Regions from separate parts of the Homo sapiens genome. Here region 1 is linked to region 2. A link is an interaction called in ENCODE POLR2A ChIA-PET data of the cell type or tissue named here. Cell type or tissue: OCI-LY7. All regions are shown on one strand.

What was found. ChIA-PET counts read pairs that join two places held together with the same protein. Peaks named below come from ENCODE experiments on the same cell type or tissue, not always from the same donor. Only the 100,000 strongest peaks of a DNase experiment are listed, where the experiment ranks them.
Region 1: POLR2A ChIA-PET joins it to region 2 with 7 read pairs; 5 of 35 experiments call an interaction of 5 or more read pairs at or near these places.

The regions. Positions count from the first base shown.
Region 1 is chr10:87,868,042-87,870,541 of GRCh38, forward strand. All of the region lies in intron 1 of PTEN (phosphatase and tensin homolog), which reads left to right. Among named protein-coding and RNA genes, the nearest start is that of PTEN, 5.7 kb to the left of the region's middle. In OCI-LY7, no CTCF peak of the experiment used is centred here; no DNase peak of the experiment used is centred here; H3K4me3 peaks cover 2,500 bases; H3K27ac peaks cover 1,578 bases.
Region 2 is chr10:88,361,702-88,364,201 of GRCh38, forward strand. It overlaps RNLS (renalase, FAD dependent amine oxidase), which reads right to left. Exons shown (of 7, transcript NM_001031709.3): 5 at 851-1,024. All of the region lies in intron 1 of LOC101929727 (a long non-coding RNA gene), which reads left to right. Among named protein-coding and RNA genes, the nearest start is that of RNLS, 220 kb to the right of the region's middle. In OCI-LY7, no CTCF peak of the experiment used is centred here; no DNase peak of the experiment used is centred here.

The sequences.
Region 1 (2,500 bases), 490 kb before region 2:
CATTTGCTGTTTGTTCATTTGGTGATAGCGCAACACTTAAAAAAATATTTTAAGCCGCTTCTGAAGTAATCACTTCAGTGACTTTTAATGGAGGAGTATTTGTTATGGGAAATTCACTTCACAAAGTTTTAACATTAATTCACTTGAAGTAAACGTGCTATTTTTAAATTTTCATCTCAATCTTTTAAGTAAGACGAAAGCTTAGGAAATCACTTTTATTATTGATATTGTGTGTGACTTCAGAGTTTGTAAAGAGAATTGTAGAAGTGTTGCATGCATATGACAATTTTCTGCTTAATTGAAATGTGAGGCCTCTGCCATACTACAAGGATTTAGCTTCCAGAAAATGTAATATTAACATAGCTTAAGAAATGTATTTTTTTTTTTCTGTAGAAACCGTTGGGTTAAACAAACAGTTCAGAAGTTTTATTACATGGAACCCATTAGTTCTTAATCTTGTTACCTTTTTCTTCATTTTTTCTGTTAAACTTGATTTTCACAGTCAGCATTGAAGAATTCATCTTGTGGCCTGAATTCATTAAGAAAAGATGTTAGGATTTGTTCTGAAGATAGTGACTTAGGAAATTTGTGAGACTGGGGTCAGTCAGTTCTGTTTTACAATTGCTTTCTATTTGGTAGCTTTGAAATTAATTTAGTTGCTTATCAGAGAGAATAATGTTGAGGTTAGACTAACCTTAAATTGGTAAGGCTTTGCTGAGCAAACTGATAACTGTAAGTCTTTTATAGGGTGCATTACTGCCACATATACGTTCTTCCATAGGTGGTTAAAAGTATATTGGTCTGTGTTTGGTGATTCTCTTTGTACATATTGAGTATATGCATTCACTAATGTAAAATAATTTGCCAAGAAAGGTGAAATTAGTATATTGTACTTGACTATTCACCTTTCCCTTAGTTTTTTGAATTTTTTTCATTGGTTGCAGAGGAAGTATTAGCAATTTAATTCTTTTAAAATAATTTGCACTGGAATAAATAAGTATCGGCAAATATAAGAAGAGTAACATAATTTAAGGGTGAATTAATTTTATTTGGGAAGTTTTAGTTCTGTATAGTTAAGGCAGATTCTTCATTTGCAACAGTTGACATTGGGACATGTGTGAACATCTTCAAGGTATTAGGACATCTTCAAGGCATTACTTTTTGGCAGTGTTGAGAATTTTTTTTTTTTTTTTTTTTTTTTTGAGATGGAATCTCGCTCTATCGCCCAGTCTGGGGTGCAGTGGCAGGATCTCGGCTCACTGGAACCTCTGCCTCCCAGGTTCAGGCGATTCTCCTGCCTGAACCTCCCAAGCAGCTGGGATTATAGGTGCATGCCACCACGCCCAGATAGTTTTTGTACTTTTAGTAGAGATGGGGTTTTACCACCTTGGCCAGGCTGGTCTCAAACTCCAGACCTCAAGTGATCCGCCTGCCTCGGCCTCCCAAAATGCTGGGATTACAGGCGTGAGCCACTGCGCCTGGCCAGTGTTGAGAATATTGAGAGATGGATATTGTAGCTGTACCTGCCATCAAAAGAATTTTCTTGACCTCCACATAGTGTGAAAAAGAAGACTGTTTACACATTATATTTTAAGTAATTATACACATAATTATTATCAGTACTCACCACTTCAAATATGAACAGTGAATCTAACCAGTGTTTGATTTCTCTGTGTGTGTATGTGTATACAAAGTTAGCAAACCTTTTATCTTAATATTTATTAAAAAACGAATTTTTGTTTCTTTAAAGAAAAGACTACCTTAGAGAATATTGTTCTATAGTTTTTAAATATGGTCAGATCTATTTTAAATTATGTTAAAATTTTGAGTATTACGTTTATCTATACTTTTAAGCATATATACATTGTTTCATTTTAGATTTTAGGGAGGCAGTGTGGGCTCTGGAGCCAGACTGCTTGTTTTGTAATCCTGGATCTTCCATTTAGTAGCTGGATGACTTTGAGTAGGTTATTTAGATTTTCTCAATCTATTTTATCTGTAAAATGGGGATGATAATGGAACCTACCGCATACGTTTATCTTGAATAGTAAGTGAGATAATAATAAGTAATTTCATTTAGCATAGTACCTGCCACATTGTAAATACTTAAATGGTAGCTACTGCTCTGAAAAACTGTAATTTCAGGTTATGTATGTAGGGAAATTATTTGTATTTTCATTTATGGTGTATGATTGTAACTGAATTTCCTCAGTTTGGGCCATGTTAGGATTTTGTTTCAAGTTATAAGTGTTTTTAAAAATAAGGGTATTCCTTTAGGAAGTCTGGGTATGACATGTCTGTGATTTTGCTGGTTCATCACAAATGGGAAATAAATCTCTGCTAACTCAAACTGTTGACCAAAGTAAAATTAATTATGCCAATCAAAAACTATTTGCTTTAAAATATAAAAGGCAAAAACTTCCTATTAGCATAATGAAGTAGAATTTTTAAACTTTGTTATAATCTTAAATTTTCTTTAGTGTTGAAGATAGGTCAACTT
Region 2 (2,500 bases):
GAGACATTAGTTGGTGATTTTATCAAGCCAGACTTCTAACTAATGGCTTGGTGAAGCCATTACTGTCCCATAAAACACTGTAACAGATTGACAGGACAATTCAAGAGTTTTAGTCATTTTACATCCTTAACGGTTATTCCACAAAAAGCAGCATTCTCAGGGATCACTGCAGTCCTACAAATGAGAATACACTTTCTTCACCTTTTTGCCTAAAAGGAATCAGTTATGTTTTTCTTACAATTCAAATCTAATTTTTATAACTATCTTCAACAAAAAGGGTGGAGTGTAGATTCACCACATTCTAGTGAAGCTCTCATAAAACATTTTACCCGTTACATTGTTTATAAAGTAAATTTACCATTTTTCCCCAGATAAAATGTAAATAAACAATAAAATTATATTGAAATGAAGGATTTTCATAACATAGTAAAATTCTCCTTTAATTTCTAGCCGAGGGAGTGGAAGAGCAGCACTTATCAAATTAAAAAAAAATACCCAAACCAAACAAACAAAAACAAACTTCACCAAGAAACAAATGAGAGATACATGTGCATATAGATGCATCCATATTAAAGCAATAGAACTTGGGCCATTTTGAAATCTTAAACCTTCTGACACTATTTTCATGAACTCAGTAATATAAACCATGTGGTGAATGAAATTCTGAAAAACTTTGCTGGTTTCACTGTGTATTTTATTACTGGCCAAATGTGACATTAAATTTTATCCCCTGTGGCTTGGAGTTAAATGCTTGCTCTGTTCAGAATGGCAACACTCAATTAAACAGCATTTTTCATGATCTACACCCACCATTGTTGCTGTATTTAAGGGAAATAATAGGGGTACTGACCTATATTGCGCTTCTTATTATCAATGGAGACGAAGCGTATGCAGGGATTACTGGTGATGTACTGCCCAGCCCAAGGGACATCAATCTTCGTACCAGCTTCATAAAAGAGGCCCAGAGCATATCGAGAGGAGTAGCTCACAGCCTCCAGTTGCTGCCTTTGGCATTCACTAATTACTGTGGAAGAAAAAATAAAAGGCATCAAACTTAAAAATACCATCTTTCCTTTTAGCACATCAAATATAAAATTCCTTTAAACCAGTTACAACAGCTTCCACCAACTCCATCTCACTTACAATGAATTTTGAAAGGTAATGTAAAATAGCACCAGCTCTAATTTCTTTTTGGAATAATTATTAACTTTGGCAAATTGTTTTTATCAAGCTGAAGGTCCACATTCTTTGGAATGGCGTTCAAGGTTCTCAAAATCTGGCTCCAAATTGCTTTTCTAGTCTGGTATCCCAGTCCTTGGACTGTCTGGCCACATTATAGATTCCATACACTGACCCCTTACTACAAGTTAGGGTATTTGCTATATACTTGACATAAGCATTTCACTCTATCATAACAACAGTTTTGAAAGGTAGAGTATTATTTCCAAGTTACAGATGAGGAGGCTGATGCTCCATCTGTTATGACCTCTTAAATTATTCCATGGATACAAGGGGGGAATAACACACACTGGGGTCTGTTGGGGATGGGGGCATTGGGGAGGGACAGCATCAGGATGAAGAGCTAATGGATGCTGGGCTTAATACCTAGGGGATGGGATGATCTGTGCAGCAAACCACCATGGCACATGATTACCTATGTAACAAACCTGAGCATCCTGCACATGTACACCTGAACTTAAAAGTTGCAGAACACAAACAAAAACTGCTACACACACACACATACACACATGCACACAAATTCTTCCATGTCATAGAGTGATTTGTTTGCCTGTCATTTTTCTGCCAGTGGATTATGGGCAGAAAGATGCCAATAATTAAGTCCCTCTACTTAAGCAGAGGGACCACACCTTAGTCATCTTTGTTTATAGGTCCCTACCCTACTCATTACAAGCACACCAAAGATGAAACTTTAAAGGGATAGAAAGGCAAACACAGACATGCAAAGAAATAATGTCTGTGTCAACTTCTTCACAAAAGAAGTTGAAATGTAGGAGGTAAATAATAGGAAAAGCCTGGAAAAGGAATTGAGCAGGTTTAGGTTCAAATCCTGACTCTCCACTTACCAGATATGTGACACTGGTCAAACTACTTAATTGCTCTGATTATAGTTCTCTTGTCTATACTGGCAATAATAGTACAGAATGCATTAGTCTGTTGTGAGGATTATATGAAATAATGCATAGCACAGTGCTTGGCATATAATAAGTGTTCATTAAATAGTAACTTTTTCTACTATAGATAGAAAAAATATTTAGGAAAATGGGACAAGAAAAAATACTTAGGAAAATGGGACAGTGTTCCATCTTGAGGTGGGGAAAGAAGACATTTCTTCTACTTTTTACTTTCTATCTCCAATACCCCTACCTTTAAGGTCTCAGGGAGCTGCTTGTTTATGTATGTACAACATTAATAGTTTGGGTTTCAGAGAAGGTCATAGTTCTGTTCTGCCTTAGGAAGGCTCATTCAGACATGGAACATA